Linked DNA regions of Homo sapiens: region 1 is linked to region 2. A link is a loop called in an ENCODE intact Hi-C map of the cell type or tissue named here. Cell type or tissue: heart left ventricle. All regions are shown on one strand.

Evidence for each region. Peaks named below come from ENCODE experiments on the same cell type or tissue, not always from the same donor. Only the 100,000 strongest peaks of a DNase experiment are listed, where the experiment ranks them.
Region 1: it touches region 2 in a loop (16-fold over the local background); 79 of 110 quality-filtered maps call a loop at or near these places.

The regions. Positions count from the first base shown.
Region 1 is chr3:37,015,196-37,023,195 of GRCh38, reverse strand. MLH1 (mutL homolog 1) reads right to left here. Exons shown (of 19, transcript NM_000249.4): 10 at 5,597-5,690; 11 at 2,733-2,886. It also overlaps the pseudogene RPL29P11. Among named protein-coding and RNA genes, the nearest start is that of MLH1, 26 kb to the right of the region's middle. In heart left ventricle, no CTCF peak of the experiment used is centred here; no DNase peak of the experiment used is centred here; H3K27ac peaks cover 3,477 bases.
Region 2 is chr3:37,210,175-37,218,174 of GRCh38, reverse strand. LOC124909483 reads right to left here and starts at 1,660. Exons shown (of 2, transcript XM_047449431.1): 1 at 1,591-1,660; 2 at 186-1,053. The coding sequence starts at 1,660. The coding sequence ends at 362. In heart left ventricle, a CTCF peak has its summit at 4,993 (motif pointing right); a DNase peak (open chromatin) is centred at 4,988; H3K27ac peaks cover 168 bases.

The sequences.
Region 1 (8,000 bases), 190 kb after region 2:
GTTGTTATGGTGAAAGATTGGAGGAAAAACACAGCAACCAAATATGATGAGTGGTATCCCCAGGGTTCCTGATTTCCATATCAAATGCATTCACTGCAAACCAGGGCTTCTGATGTACTGGCCATGATCAGTGGAGTACAAGGCACAATCTAAGAAGCAGAAAGATGGTGGTTCCATGGGCCAAAAAGTCAGGAGCCAGTGTGACCTGCTGGTGGCAGGGAGAGAAGGTATTCTGATAACCCTATGAAAACAGGGAGCAGCAAGGAACCCACCAAGCTGGTGTCATGCACCAATGGACAAGGGCAGGCCCTCTGATCCTTCTGAAAACATACTGGTCAGGACTTAAGCAGAGTTCCACTGGAAAAAAAATGTAATCTAACAAAATGAATCTGACTAACCCAGGATAAGACAAGGAGGCATGCTGAGAGGTTCTTCTCCCCATGGAGCCACAGACTCCATGATCTCTGGCCAACCCCTTGGACCTCAACTGGGACAGAGCAAATGGCAATCACTCTGGGCTAGGCAATGTGCTCTCCATCTTCATTTCACACTTTGGGCCTTTCTTCCCACTCCCCACCAGCCAAACCATTTCCAGGTCCTAGCAAATCTACATACTCAACTATTAGTGAATGGGGCTACTTCCTGTGTCTCAAGTCCCTCACCACTTCTCCCAAATCACTGTAGGCTTCCATCTTGCTCCTCTCCAATCCATTCTGATATTGCAACCAGGGAGCTCTTCATAAAATGCAAATAAGATCCCATCCATTCCCACCAAATTGAAATCTAAACTCTTTAATATCCTGATGAAAACCTCTCTATTTGGCCTGAATTCTGCAGCCTCAACTCCATCACCGCCACTTGCCCTAACAGATCCATACTCAGACCCCAGCACAGCTTAACCCCAGCTGCACATGACAGTACCTGGGGAGGGTTTTAAACAATCCTGATGCCCAGACCCCACCACCCAAGAATGATTTATTGTTTTAGGGAGGGCCCAGACACTGGAATTTTCTAAAAGTTTCCCAGGTAATTCTAATGGCAGCCAGGGTAGAGAACACTGGACCCACTGCACTCAACTTTCAGATCCTCAAACACATATTCTCTTGCGCCTCCAGGCCTTTATCCTTGCCATTTCCTCTGCCAGAAACACTCTTTTCATTCCCCCTCCCCTTTGGCCCAGCAAATTCCTATTTAGCCTTTGGGTCCCAGCCTCCATGTCTCTTCCCTCCCTTTCCTAACTGCCAAAGTCCAGGACAAGGGCCCCTGCTATATTCTCCCGAGTCTGTTTTTCTCTCCCATGGGATATATTCTCTAGCAGACCATGAGCGCTTCTGTGGAAGGCAGCAACATCTATGCTGCATCCCTGGGCACCCAACACAGTGTGTGTCTCAGATAGGAGTCTCAATGCACATGTGCAGAGGGAGGCAGAATAAAAGGATCAGTAAAGGGGCACTGAGCTTAAGTGAGCAATGGGAACAGATATCAAACCAACTAAGAGTTACTGGGCATTTCCTGTGTATCATAGTGCTCCAAGAGCCTTACCCACGCTAGACATGTTAACCCACTGGGGGCATGTGTGGCCTCATCTCATCCATGGGCACTATAAGGCATAGGGACTTATGGCCTCTATAAGACCTAGGGCTCATGTTGGTACCAGGAGTCAATCAATAACGGAGGAACAAGGGTTGGTTTCCAGACAGAACTTCTTCCTCCCACCTGCCACATATCCCTTTCAGGTCTCACCAGTAGGAACCTTTCTCTCTGCATCAACAATCTCCAGATGTGTGGGTTCCAAGGCTGGTGGGGCTGCCCTAACTGGGTTTAATCTCACCGCTTAGTGCCCATGCCACCTCCATCTAGATTCTTTCCAGGTAGGTAACTGTCAGTGTCCTTCCGAGAAGCATTCATCTGCTTGGGAATTTTAAGTTTTCTGTGAAGTAGGGTTTCACAGTTCCAGTTTTTGCTTCTAGGATCCAGCATAATTTAATGGAGAAAATATTTATATTCCTATTTTGTAGTTTCAGTGTGCTTATGATGAACATCTTCACCATGATTAAAGGGCTGCCCACAATCACATCATCTCAGGACCAGGAGTATATTGGAGAACATTTTATCCAACCTGCTTATCTTATAGATAGGAAAACTGAGAACTCAGGTAAGTGAAGTGACTTAGAATAATAAGCACTTAGAACCTGTACCAGACACTTTCTGTTCACTGACTGCTTGTAACTGTCCCTGGATTTGGGGATGACACATTCCTTCATTACTGAGGGGGATATGGAGGCCAGGGAAGGCTAGTCACACGGCTGGTAACCCAGGTCTGTCCAACAGTAGAGCCTCCGCTCTTTCCACTCTTCCTGCTGCCTCCCTGGGGCCCAGACCCTCCACTGCACCCTGTGTAGGTGGGAGTAGCCTCCTCCTGAACATCTCCAGTGAAGAGCACATTGAAGAGGCACCCTATTCTGTTTTCAGACAGCTCGTTTTCCTAGGAAGTTGGTCTAAGGTTCCAGATGGAGGCAAAGTGAGGAAGTGAGCTCAGGCCTTATGACTCTAAGCCTAGGAACAACAGCACAATACCTTTATAACTAGGTTCAAAGAAGAAAATGTTAAAACTATCCAGGTAATACTTGCAAAGAAAGTTCCTAAATAACAGGCAAAAATCTGGGCTCTCACGTCTGGCCGGGCACATTTCAAAGGCCCCAGAGAAGTAGCTGGATGAGAAGCGCCCTGACCTGGGTGAAGTACATCCTGGAGGAATTGGAGCCCAGGAGCTTGCTCTCGATGTGCTGCTGCACCCGCTCCAGGATGCTCTCCTCGTGCAGGAAGTGAACTTCATGCTTTGTGGGGTGCACATTAACATCCACATTCTGGGGACTGATTTCTAAACTGTCAGGAAAATAAGAGAGAACAATTACCTTAGATAGTGGGAGGGGGAGAAAAAGCCCACATATGGTGTATGTGGTGGCCAGAAGATTTGAGGCCAGATGACACAGTGGTCAAAACCTCAGGATCGAGTCTGAGTGTGTTCAAATATTGGCACTGCTACTTAAGAGCTGTGTAGCTTTGCGTAAGTTACATCATCTTTCTTTGCCTCAGTCTCTTCATTTGTAAAGTGGATATAACAGAATTACCTATCTCACAGGTTTATGGCGGGAATTAAATTCATGCCAAGTGGCCGGGCGTGGTGGCTCACGCCTGTAATCCCAGCATTTGGGGAGGCCGAGGCGGGTGGATCACAAGGTCAGGAGATCGAGACCATCCTGGCCAACATGATGAAACCACGTCTCTACTAAAAATACAAAAATTAGCTGGGCGTGGTGGCGCATGCCTGTAATCCCAGGTACTCGGGAGGCTGAGGGAGGAGAATCCCTTCAACCAGGGAGTCAGAGGTTGCAGTAAGCCGAGATCGTGCCACTGCACTCCAGCTTGGCGACAGAGCAAGACTCCATCTCAAAAAAAAAAATTAATGCCATGTGCTTTATATGTATCTGCCACATACAATGTATGTTAACTGTAATTACTGTCATTTTAGAACTAGTGGAATTCTTTGTGTGACCTTGGGCAAGTCACTTAACTTCTTAGGATCTGTTTTCTCATCTGCAGCCATGAATAAGTCCCCTATTATGTAAAGAAACAATATATATAAGAACACTTTCTATCCATAAAATGTAGTCATAAAAGTCAGTTTAGAGGCTATGCTAGCTATCAATTTATCGCCTCAGCTCTGAGTCCATCTTTCATTGCTTGCTCTGTGATAATGGAGGTTTGCAATGTAAAGCTTTGCCAGTATAAGGTGCTAGAGGGACTCAGCAGGAAGAAAGGGTTTCTATGCCAGGTTAGGGTGCACTCCTATCAGACTTCAAGTTCTTTAGCACAAGTGGCCAGCAGCATGTGCCCTCTTCTCATGGGCAGTTTTCCCCAGCATCCCCTCAGAGTGGTACTGGGGAGCGCCTCATTGACTTTACCTCGCAGCAAGCCAGTTACATTCTCTTCAATAAGGTCTGCATCTCAGTGAGTAGGTGGGGGAGTGTGGTGAGGGGATGGTATCTCAGCCATAGGAGGAAATGGTTGTTCTTTATATCTGCTGTTCCTATCTCTTCACCTCTTACTATCTAATCCCCTATTACTCTAATCTCCTGTTTATAATTCTTTATTCAACTACTCAAATTGTTGCATGGTTTCTATCTCCTGTTTGGACCCTGATTAATATGGAGATGGAACAAGGTGATAACTTGACCAGTTTATTACTTTGCAAGGGAAAACATGAAAACACTTAATCTAAAACTAACTTTAGGCTGGGTGCAGTGGCTGAGGCCTGTAATCCTAACACTTTGGGAGGCCAAAGTGAGAGGATCACCTGAGGTCGGGAGTTCAAGACCAGACTGGCCAACATGGTAAAATCCATCTCTACTAAAAATACAAAAATTAGCTGGGCGTGGTGGTGCACACCTGTAATCCCAGCTACTCGGGAGGCTGAGGCAGGAGAATTGCTTGAACGCGGGAGGTGGAGGTTGCAATGAGATGAGATTGTGCCACTGCACTCCAGCCTGGGTGACAGAGCAAGACTCCATCTCAAATAAAAAATAAAACTACCTTTTACCACAATTTCTATGCTCTCCCCCTTTCAATCAAAATGAAAACAAGGATAATTAGGATATGAAATAGACAAATTAGTAGCAGACCCAGAAATAATAGAAAGAAATCCTCCATAAGTCAGCTCTGGACTATAAACTCCTTTAGAGCAGGGGTACCTCACATTTATTCTGTATTTCAAATACCTACTATGGGGTTTGGTCTATTTAATGCAAGTGCTAAACTATTTACGACTGCTAAATTAATTACATCAACATCTGGGCAATCAACAGTGGATATGTTAAGACAAGAACCTCCACAGAACAGAACCCAGTCTTTTTTTTTTTTTTTTTGAGATGGAGTCTCGCTCTGTCGCCCAGGCTGGAGTGCAGTGGTACAGTCTCAGCTCACTGCAACCTCCACCTCCTAGGTTCAAGCGATTCTCCTGCCTCAGCCTCCCGAGTAGCTGGGACTACAGGCGCCCGCCACCATGCCTGGCTAATTTTTGTATTTTTAGTAGAGACAGGGTTTCGCCACGTTGGCCAGGCTGGTCTCAAACACCTGACCTTGTGATCCACCCACCTCAGCCTCCCAAAGTGCTGGGATTTACAGGTGTGAGCCACTGTGCCCGGCTGATTGTCTTTTATGGAAGATGAACAGTAGCTGTTGTGGCTTCCCAACTGACCCCAGCAGAAGTAATATTTAGAGCCTCTAGAGCACATCTGTTTCCACTCCGCCTACAAGCTATCAGCACCTCCTGATGGGGTGAGGCATGGCATTCCTTTTATTGCTAACGCAGAGCCTGGCATATAGGAGGCTCTTAGTGAGGTTCTGCTAAATTAGTGAATAAATGAAGGAAAACTGTGCCTTGTACCTGTAAGAAGGGACAGAACATCCTTTTGCCAGTGGTGTATGGGATTCACTCTGATTGTACTATTAGCATGCTCATCTCTTTCAAAGAGGAGAGCCTGATAGAACATCTGTTCCTTGTGAGTCTTGGTTGAGGAGTTTGGTGCTACATTACCTGAGGTACAGGAATGGGTGTGTGTTTTTGGGCAAATAGGCTGCATACACTGTTTCTATGGCTTTTCTCAAGGAAGTTGATTCTACCAGACGATCTAAACAATAAAAAGAAAGCAACCAGTTCAAAACTGTCCTGAGGGGTGAGGTCACAGGTGTACATTCACACAAAGTCATGAAATCACCTCAGGAAAGACATTTCTGTAGTGATATGCACATCACATCCCCAGGAAGAAAGGTGCACCTTTACCTGTCGCCACTTTCCAGCCCACTATCTTACTATCGGCTTGGGACTGTTTTACTTCAGCCAAGTAATAGAAAACATGATAAGGCAGTACATTCTCCCTCCTCACTTCCCTTTGCCCCCATTAGCTCATGTGGACTAACTGTGCTCTTTCTGGGCACAGTGGGAAATATGATGTCAGCCCTCAGACTTTTCATTCTGCAAATACATACTGCATATCACACACACCAAGTGCTGGGAGACAACATGCTGATAAATAAACTAATTCCAACCCCAAGTGGCCAGCACTATTATAGACGTGTGTGTGTGCTAAATAGTGAGCCAACTCTTCCGGTTCTAGGTGCTTCGGGAGCCGCGGCTTAAGGTGTAGACATGGCGAAGTCCAAGAACCACACCACACACAACCAGTCCCGAAAATGGCACAGAAATGGTATCAAGAAACCCCGATCACAAAGATACGAATCTCTTAAGGGGGTGGACCCCAAGTTCCTGAGGAACATGCACTTTGCCAAGAAGCACAACAAGAAGGGCCTAAAGAAGATGCAGGCCAACAATGCCAAGGCCATGAGTGCACGTGCCGAGGCTATCAAGGCCCTCGTAAAGCCCAAGGAGGTTAAGCCCAAGATCCCAAAGGGTGTCAGCCGCAAGCTCGATCGACTTGCCTACATTGCCCATCCCAAGCTTGGGAAGCGTGCTCGTGCCCGTATTGCCAAGGGGCTCAGGCTGTGCCGGCCAAAGGCCAAGGCCAAGGATCAAACCAAGGCCCAGGCTGCAGCTCCACCTTCAGTTCCAGCTCAGGCTCCCAAAGGTGCCCAGGCCCCTACAAAGGCTTCAGAGTAGATATCTCTGCCAACATGAGGACAGAAGGACTGGTGTGACCCCCTACCCCCGCCCCTGGGCTACCATCTGCATGGGGCTGGTCCTCCTGTGCTATTTGTACAAATAAACCTGAGGCAGGAAAACAAAACAAAACAAAACAGTGAGCCGAGAGAGCAACTAACTTTGCTCAGGAAGTTCTGACGGTGGAGTAGCCATACTGAGTTTTCCAGAATTTCAGGCAGTACAAGTGTCAATGCATATTCAAGGTAATTTAGGAAATGAGGCTGGTTTGAAGAGGGTAGAAAGCAATAAAGGCAGAAAAAAATAAGACTAAAATCAGGGGAAGATGTATTTTCAGGAAACAGCTCTCCTTTCTCTCTGAACAGATTTAGATGACCTGCTGATTATCTGTTGTCCTGTGTTGCTGTAGACAAGGATACGTCAAATCTTTTTATTTCCAACAGGAAAAGTGGTTGTGACTTTATCAATGAAGAGACTAACATCCTCTGAGTGCTGACCATATCCATGGCCCCATCATTAATGTCACTGTACTCTGTAACACGTGTCCTGACCACACAGGCCTGGAGCAGGCATGGGCACCTGACAAAAGGACAGCTGGAGCCCCTCTACTGAGAATTCTGAACTTGAGATGCGCCAAAGGAGTGGTCTTTGTCCCTGCCACCTGAGTGCGCCTGCACAGTGTAGATAAATGAATGGCATGCGTAAGAGCTTGACCTTTCTTTGCTACTGGGAACTTGGTATTGTGAACACACTAGCTAATGATAATGCAGAGGCTGTGGTAAGCAGCCCCAACAGAAACACGGACAGAGGCCAGTCAGGCAGCACCTACAGTGAATTTTTTGTCTGCTTTATAGCCAGCATGTGTGTTACAAAGCAGTTATTCTTCATGGTTAGGAAAAAAACTAATGAAAAACATTTTCTGAGCCTTGATTAAAACAAGCTTTGTTATATATCAGGTGTAAGTCCTTCCTAATAAAATAGGAAAAACCCTGCTAATAGACATCAGTTTAACAGAATGTGGTTGTAAAATGACTGGCTCTGTCCTTACTGTTCCTGTATTGCTTTGAACAACTGCTGTAAAACATGCATATTTTGAAACATTTACAGCTGGTTAGCAGTCTAAATGGAAGGAGGGAATATTCCATTTCCAACAGCAAACAAGCAAACAAAACAAAAACTATAAAATTATTATGAAATGCTTTAAAATAAAGATAAGTAACCTATAGGATAAAAATGATGAAAACTGAAAACACGGAAATGGAAAGATTCATCTTATTTCTGGATGGAAAACAAAAAATTCAGACTGTGTTTGGGATTACTTGTT
Region 2 (8,000 bases):
GGTCTGGGCTCCCCAATGGGCCACAGCTCTTCTCTCCCTCTCTCTTCTCTCCTTCTTGTCACCTGCAATGTGGCAAGCAAGAGGCATGTTTCAGCCCTGTTTGTGTTACAGCTCTTTTAGCCCTGCCATTTGGTGGGTCCCAAGTTCTTGTCCTGTGTCCAGAAAGAATGAGGTATGCAGACAAATGGAGGGTGAGCAAGGCAAAAAGGAGCTTTATTGAGTGACAGTATAGCTCAGAGGAGACCGGCATTGGGTAGCTCCTCTCCACAGGCAAGATGTCCTGATGAGCATTCAGCTCACAGCAGAGAGGAGAACCTGGAGTGGGTAGCTCCTCTCTGCAGCTAGTCGTCCCATTGTATCTTCAGCTCTCAGCCAACAGGAGTCCCTGGGGTCGGTAGCTCCTCTCCACCACTGGTAGTCCTGTCATCTCCCCAAGTCTGCCTGAGTCTGGGGTTTTTATGGGCTTCAGAGCAGAGGACGTGCATGCTGATTGGTCCATGGGCAGCCATGGGCAGGCCCAGGAAAAGCACCACAAGTTTCCACTCTGGTCCATGGGACCAACAGCCTGGCCATCAGGCTTCAGGCTCTCCCCAGCTTGAAGGTGGAGCTTCACTGGAGACCTGCCCTCTTCCGCCCAGGAGCCTCTCTGCCTCTTGCTGCAGCTCATGGCATGCCAGGCTGTTTGTGCGGAAGGGCGCCTGCAGACCAGCAATGAGCTGCCCTCAGCCCCCACCTCAGCCTCCCTCTCGTACTGATCAGTGCCCAAAGTCCAGAGGGGGCCAAGGCAGCAGGGGGCTGCTGTGTCACAACCTGGCTGGGCTGTGACAGCACCCAGGCTTGACCCCAACCTTGCTCCAAGATCGGAGTGGGTGCCAGGAGCAGAGAGAGTCCAGGAAGTGGGAACAGACACCTCTGAGTCTGCAGGGGCAGGGGGGCCCTTCCTGGCCCCAGAGAGTGCAGAGATGCCTGGGTCTGCAGCTGCAGTTTGGGCAGCTGCGGCTGCGCCCAGGAGGGTGGGGCTCTTGCCTGCTTCCTGCAGAGACAAGAACTTAACTTTTCACTGTGACTTTTTGTAACCTGAATGCTTTGGCCTAGTTAAAAGATAATTATCTATTTTAAATGTAGACAGATATAGTGACTCTAAAATCAAGACAGGTTAGTTAAGCCATCCCAGTATGAAATTCGCCTTGTGCCTGCATTTGGGGGAGTAAATTCCAAAACAGGCTGTTCTTCAGCACTGGAATCTTTCCTTGATATCATAACTGCAATTCGTTTAAGTTGCTTTGTAAAGAGAATCCAATCATGTAGAGACTTATTGAACTTAGTGGGCAGGGTAACAAATGAGAGAACACTTGTCATATGTAAAGCTCCATGCCTCTAACTAGGAAAGAAAAAAATCTACTTTGTGGTTCAGAGGTGACAAATGCAATAAGTTTCTAATGTGGTTTCCACTATGCAGTCTTACTGCTCTCATGATTTTTAGGTCTTTGGTCTGGGAGGATAGGGATGGGAGGACGGAATAATTAGATGATTCTCCACTCCAGAATAGATGCTGCAAGTTGGTGTGTCCCAAATGTCAGTGGGACATACATATCTCTGGGGTTACATAAGGGGATTTTAGGTGCTCCTTGGCATTTCCTAAGTATGATCTGCCTTTCATGGTGACCCTTTTCCTCTACTGCCCTTTAGGGGAAAGGGCTTGCCAGTTCTGGACAAGGCCAGCAGAGAGAAACATGCTTGCAGGACTACTCAGAATGGTGGCTTCTTCTGCTAATGGAGGCCTGGTGAGAAAAGACTGTCTCAACACCTCAGTCAGGGTCAGCGGAGGAGTGACCTTCCCTGCCCCAGGGCCAGTTCGATGTGTGAGCCTTGGAGCTGATGGAGGGAGGGAGAAGGCATCATGCTACCTGCCTCCTCTGGGTCTGATGCTGCAAGTGATGGTGCAGTTGGATATGTGGAAAATGTTATCCTAGATGATGTATAATTCTCTGCAAATTATAAAGCTTAAGGTAATCATATACCACTCTACAACTCATTTAAATGAGTTGAATATTGGTTGAATACATTTCTTTTTCTCTTTTTTTTTTTGAGACAGAGTTTTGCTCTGTCACCCAGGCTGGAGTGCAGTGGCACGATCTCAGCTCACTGTAACCTCCGCCTCCTGGGTTCAAGCGATTCTCCTGCCTCAGCCTCCCAAGTAGCTGGGACTACAGGCATGTGCCACCACTCCTGGCTAATTTTTGTATTTTTAGTAGAGACAGGGTTTCATTATGTTGGCCAGGCTGGTCTCAAACTCCTGACTTCAGGTGATCCATCCGCCTCAGTCTCCCAAAGTGCTGCGATTACAGGCGTGAGCCACCGCGTCTGGCCAGAATACATTTCTTAAATTATTTTCAGATACCTTCCCAGAACCTGTCAAGTTATGAGAAGGCTCAGGGCTACTGAGCTGATAGTCTCAAGTTTTCTATATTGGTCACATAACATTAACTACTTAACCACCTAGGTTCCGGGCTGTCTACTTATTTCAGACTCATGTTTCTGAAATAAACATGGCTCTCTTTCTATGGCCCTGGCCTCAGGCTTGCTGCTGGCCATTTTCAACCAAAGTTCCCTCTGTAGTGCTGTTCTGCGGACAGCAACAGAACAGATATCATCAGGCAGGGGCAGTGACAGCCAGATATTAAGAGATGACCAGCCCTGGCTGGGCGCTGTGGCTCACACCTGGAATCCTAACATTTTGGGAGGCCAAGGCAGGTGGATCACCTGAGGTCAGGAGTTCGAGACCAGCCTGGCCAACATGGTGAAACACCATCCCTACTAAAAATACAAAAATTAGCCAGATGTGGTGGCATGCACCTGTAGTCCCAGCTGCTCAGAAGGCTGAGGCAGGAGAATTGCTTGAACCTGGAAGGCGGAGGTTGCAGTGAGCTGAGATTGTGTCACTGCACTCCAGCCTAGGCAAGAGAACGAGGCTCCATCTTAAAAAACAAACAAACAAACAAACAAACAAACAGAGATGACCAGCCCAAAGGTAATGAACAGACAAGGGAGTTGAAAGTTACCAAAGAGACACACGGATCAAGTCTGCAGAAGACAGAGCGTAGAGTCCTGGATTAGATGATAGAATCCAGATTCAATGAGGGCTCAGTTAGCTAGAATGTGAGTCCAAACTGACAAGAGGAAAATTTAAAGGAATACAATTTTACCTGCTTTTGCTTTTGGTATCACCATGCCATAGGCATTGATGGAAGACACTTGGCCTGGGAGCAATTTTATGTGAAAAATATCTTGGGGTTTCGATCAGACAACCCAAATGTAAGCCTGGACTGTTAATACAGGACTAAGGAGAATGGGATATAATGAATCTCTTGAACTCTTTTTTGTTTTTTTTTCCAGACAGGGTCTCACTCTGTTACCCAGGCTGGAGTGCAGTGGCCCGATCTTGGCTCACTGCAGCCTTGACTTCCCAGGCTCAAGGGATCTGCCTGCCTCGGCCTCCCAAAGTGCTGGGATTATAAGCATGAGCCACTGTGCTCGGCCTGGATTCCTTGAATACTACACTTCAGACTACACCTGGGATATTTGGGTCCTGGTCTGACTATAATGACTGAGATGAGATATGAGCAGAAGGTATACAGATCCTCTTTCCTGGTCACCCATTTCCCACATGCTGTTGAGCGTCAGCTGCTAACCCTCCTGAGAACTGCCCTTGCCCAAATGGGAACCACTTCACTCAGGAAGGTTTCCTCGAACACCCCTCACCCCCAGAGCCAATGACTGAGTGTCACAGTATACAAGACTGAACCCCTTGCCTCAAGGTGAGACTCACTCTGTAGCACCACTCAGGATCCAGAGCTCCCCGTGGCATCAGGCTGGGCTGGTCTCTGGCTAAACTGCATCCTTGCTTAGCTCCGCCCTCTTGCCCATCCTGTTTCCCTGGCTTCCCTACAGGTTTCCCCTGTGGCCACTCCCCAGTAAATCACTTGCACCAGCATCCCTGTCTCAGATCCTGGATGATGAATGAAGGCTCTGGGAATCATTCAGGGAGAGATAAAGAAGCTAAAATATTTAGGAAAAAAGATTTAGGGAAATATGATAAGCAGCTGCCTTCAATTTTTTTTTTTTTTTTAGAATTAGAGGGCTGGGTGCAGTGGCTCACACCAGTAATCCCAACACTTTGGGAGACCAAGGCAGGAGGATTGCTTGAGCCCAGGAGTTTAAGACCAGTTTGGGCAACATAGCTAGACCCTCTCTCTACAAAAAATAATTTTAAAAATCAGCCAGGCAGGACAGGTATGGTGGCTTACATCTGCAATCCCAGCACTTTGGAAGACTGAGGCAGATGGATTACTTAAGGTCAGGAGTTCAAGAATAGCCTGGGCAACATGGCGAAACCTCATCTCTACTAAAAATACGAAAATTAGCCAGCGTGTTGGTGCACGCTTGTAATCGCAGCTGCTTGGGAAGCTGAGACAGGAGAATCACTTGAACCTGGGAGCTGGAGGTTGCAGTGAGCCAATATTGTGCCACTGTACTCTAGCCTGGGTGACAGAGTGAGACTCTGTCTCAAAAATAATAATAATAATAATAAATTAGCCAGGCGTGGTGGCACACACCCATGGTCCTAACTACTTGAGAGGCTAGCTAGGAGCTAGCCCAGGAGTTTGAAGCTGCAGTGAACTATGATCACGCCATTGCACTCCAGCCTAGGCAACAGACCAAGATCCTGTCCCCACCCCCCCCCAAAAAAAATTAGAAAGTAGAAAAAGAATTGTATAGAAATGGAATAAAAGCAGAATTTGACTCAGTTTCAGAAAGAACTTTCTAATAAGCAAAGCTTTACACCATAGGTATAGCCTGTCTTGTAGAATAATTGGAAACCTGTCATCGGAAATATTTACACAGAATCCAGAGGACCTTCCTACATCATCTGGTGAGTCACTGGACTGACCAAAGGCACACTGTGAATGTTATTACTCCAAGTGGCCACAAGATGGCAGCAGCAGAGAACGTCCCACAGGTGATTAAGTAGAAAATTCTAGTTTCCAGAATTTTTTTTTTTTTTTTTTTTTTGAGACAGAGTCTCACTCTGTTGCCCAGGCTGGAGTGCAGTGGCACAGCCTCGGCTCACTGCAACCTCCACCTCCTGGGTTCAAGCGATTCTCCTGCCTCAGCCTCCCGAGTGGCTGGGATTACAGGCGCCCACGACCATGCCCCGCTAATTTTTGTATTTTTAGTAGAGATGGGGTTTCACTATGTTGGCCAGGCTGGCCTCGAACTCCTGGCCTCAGGTGATCCACCCGCCTCAGCTTCCCAAAGTGCTGGGATTACAGGCATGAGCCACTACGCCCAGCCGTTTCCACAAATTTGATTCCAAACTCTAACCATGATGATAGGTGTTATGTCCATTATTATAAGCCCTTATAGATTTATGATACACAAAACTGAGAAAGTAAAAACATTTCCCCCAAATTTGTATCTTACTATTAGAAAAAAAGGAAACTGAAGGCCGGGTGAGGTGGATCATGCCTGTAATCCCATCACTTTGGGAGGCTGAGGCAGGTGGATCACCTGAGGTCAGGAGTTCCAGACCAGCCTGGGCAACATGGCAAAACCGTCTCTCTACTAAAAATACAAAAATTAGCCAGGCATGGTGGTGCACACCTGTAATCCCAGCTACTCAGGGGGCTGAGGCAGGAAAATCGCTTGAACCCAGGAGGCGGAGGTTGCAGTGAGCCAATATTATACCACTGCACTTGGGCAACAGAGCAAGACTCTGTCTCAAAAAAAAAAAAAAAAAAAAAAAGAATCTCAGAGGTAGAAAGAGGTAAGCCCTGATCAGTGAGGTTTATCCTGATTCAGAGAAAATGTGCTTCTTACATTCTGATCATGATGCTACTTCCATCTGACTGCACAATTTCCAGGCCCAATCATTGTGTACCTTCCAAGAGAGGGAGTCTGTATTTGAAATAGCCTCAATAATGAGGCCACACATTAGGCTCAGCCTATGTTGGCTTATGGTTCTCACAGAAAAAATTATCCACACTGCTAGTCTTCTTCCTGCACCAACCTCAAAGTCTACAGAAAGATGTCCCAGCACTGGGAGCTTGAATAACACCTCTACTGGGGAACCGAAATATACCAGTGATTCAATGAAGCAGATTAATATCAGAGTTCTGTTTGCAACCCTGAGGCCAGTCAATCCTACCAGCCCTTGCCTCCATCTGTGGTAGCCAGCCTCCAAGATGGCCCCCTATGATCTTTTCCTCCTGATATCTATGCCCTTGTATCATCCCCATCACACTGAATCATGGCTAGTCTGTGTGAATGACAAGATATGTAGAAGTAATGGTGCATTTCTTCTAAGACTAGGCCATTAAAGACACTTGCAGCTTCTTCTGCCATTCTCTCTTGGATCATTCACTGTGGAGGAAACCAGCTGCCATATTGTGAGGACACTCAAGCAGCCCTATGGAGAGGTCCTCATGGGGAAGAACTGAGGCTTCCTGCCAATGGCCAGCAGTTTGCCAACCACATGAGGTCCTCTAGCCCCATTCAAGCCTTCAGATGGCCACAGCCCCAAGTAACATCATAAGAGACCCCAGGTCTAAACTGCCCAGATCTGCTTCTCCTGAATTCCTGACGCACTGAATCTGAGTTAATGTTTATTTTTGTTTTAAGCTACTATGTTGTTTTGTTTTGTTTGTTTTTGAGACAGGGTCTTGCTCCAGGCTAGAGTGCAGTGGCACAGTCTCGGCTCACTGCAACCTCCACCTCCTGGGTTCAAGTGATTCTCATGCCTCAGCCTCCCAGTGAGCTGGGATTACAGGCACTTGTCACCACACACAGCTAAATTTTTTGTATTTTTAATAGAGATGTGGTTTTGCTATGTTGGCCAGGCTGGTCTTGAACTCCTGCCCTCAAGTCATCTATCTGCCTCGGCCTCCCAAAGTACTGGGATTTACAGGTGTGAGCCACTGGGCCCGGCTTAAGCTACTAAGTTTTAAAGTAATTTGATATGCAGCAATAGGTAACTAATACAACACCCAAAATGCCACCATCCCTGACCATATACACTCTCTTCTCACTTTCCTCTCTATACTCTGGCCACTCTCCTTACTATTCTGGTTAAGTAATAATAACCTGCTAACTTTGAAACTTAATAGATATTTTCCAGACCTTGCATTACTGCATCTCTCTGCATAATTTTTACGATGGGAAGAATCTTCTTGAAAATTCCTATTCTCTGACTTCCTTGACACTGTTCTGACCTGGCTCTCCTGATTTTCTCATTCAGGTCTTCCTGTCTGAATGAGAAAATCATTCAGGTTTTCTCCTGAATTGTTCTCCTGAATGATTTTTTCATTCACGTCTTTCTCCTTCAAAGATGCTCCTCTTCCACATGCTACCTAAAATGTTGGCCTTGCATCAAATTCGATTCCTGTTCTCTCCTTTTGACCCTGAACCAACTCCTTGGGTTATCTTGCTGTTCCCCTAGCTCCAATGACCATCACTTCGAAGATGACCACCAAATCCATCTCTCCAGCCCACATTGCACTCCTGAACCTCATACCCTTAAATCCACCTACCCACAGGCAGTGGTGTGCTGGAGCCTGCTCACACCAACTTGTGAGAGCCAACAGTGCACATCTCTTCTCAACTCTATATTTAGCAATGCCACATTGGCAGCTTGAATACCAACGGTGGGAGTGTTGATGTTGTGGAATTCAACAAATGCTGCAAATCGGAACTTTTTCCACTGAGAGCCAGTTGATAAACATTTACCAGCACACCACTGCTCTTACCAGATGCTTCTGCCTTCTGTGTCCCATAAATACCTCAATTCAACATGTCCCAAGCATGTCCCAAAATGTATTTTCTCATTCATTCAAAAATACTGGCTGAGCGTGTTGGCTCACGCCTGTAATCCCAACACTTTAGGAGGCTGAGGCAGGTGAATCACCTGAGGTCAGGACTTCAAGACCAGCCTGGCCAACACG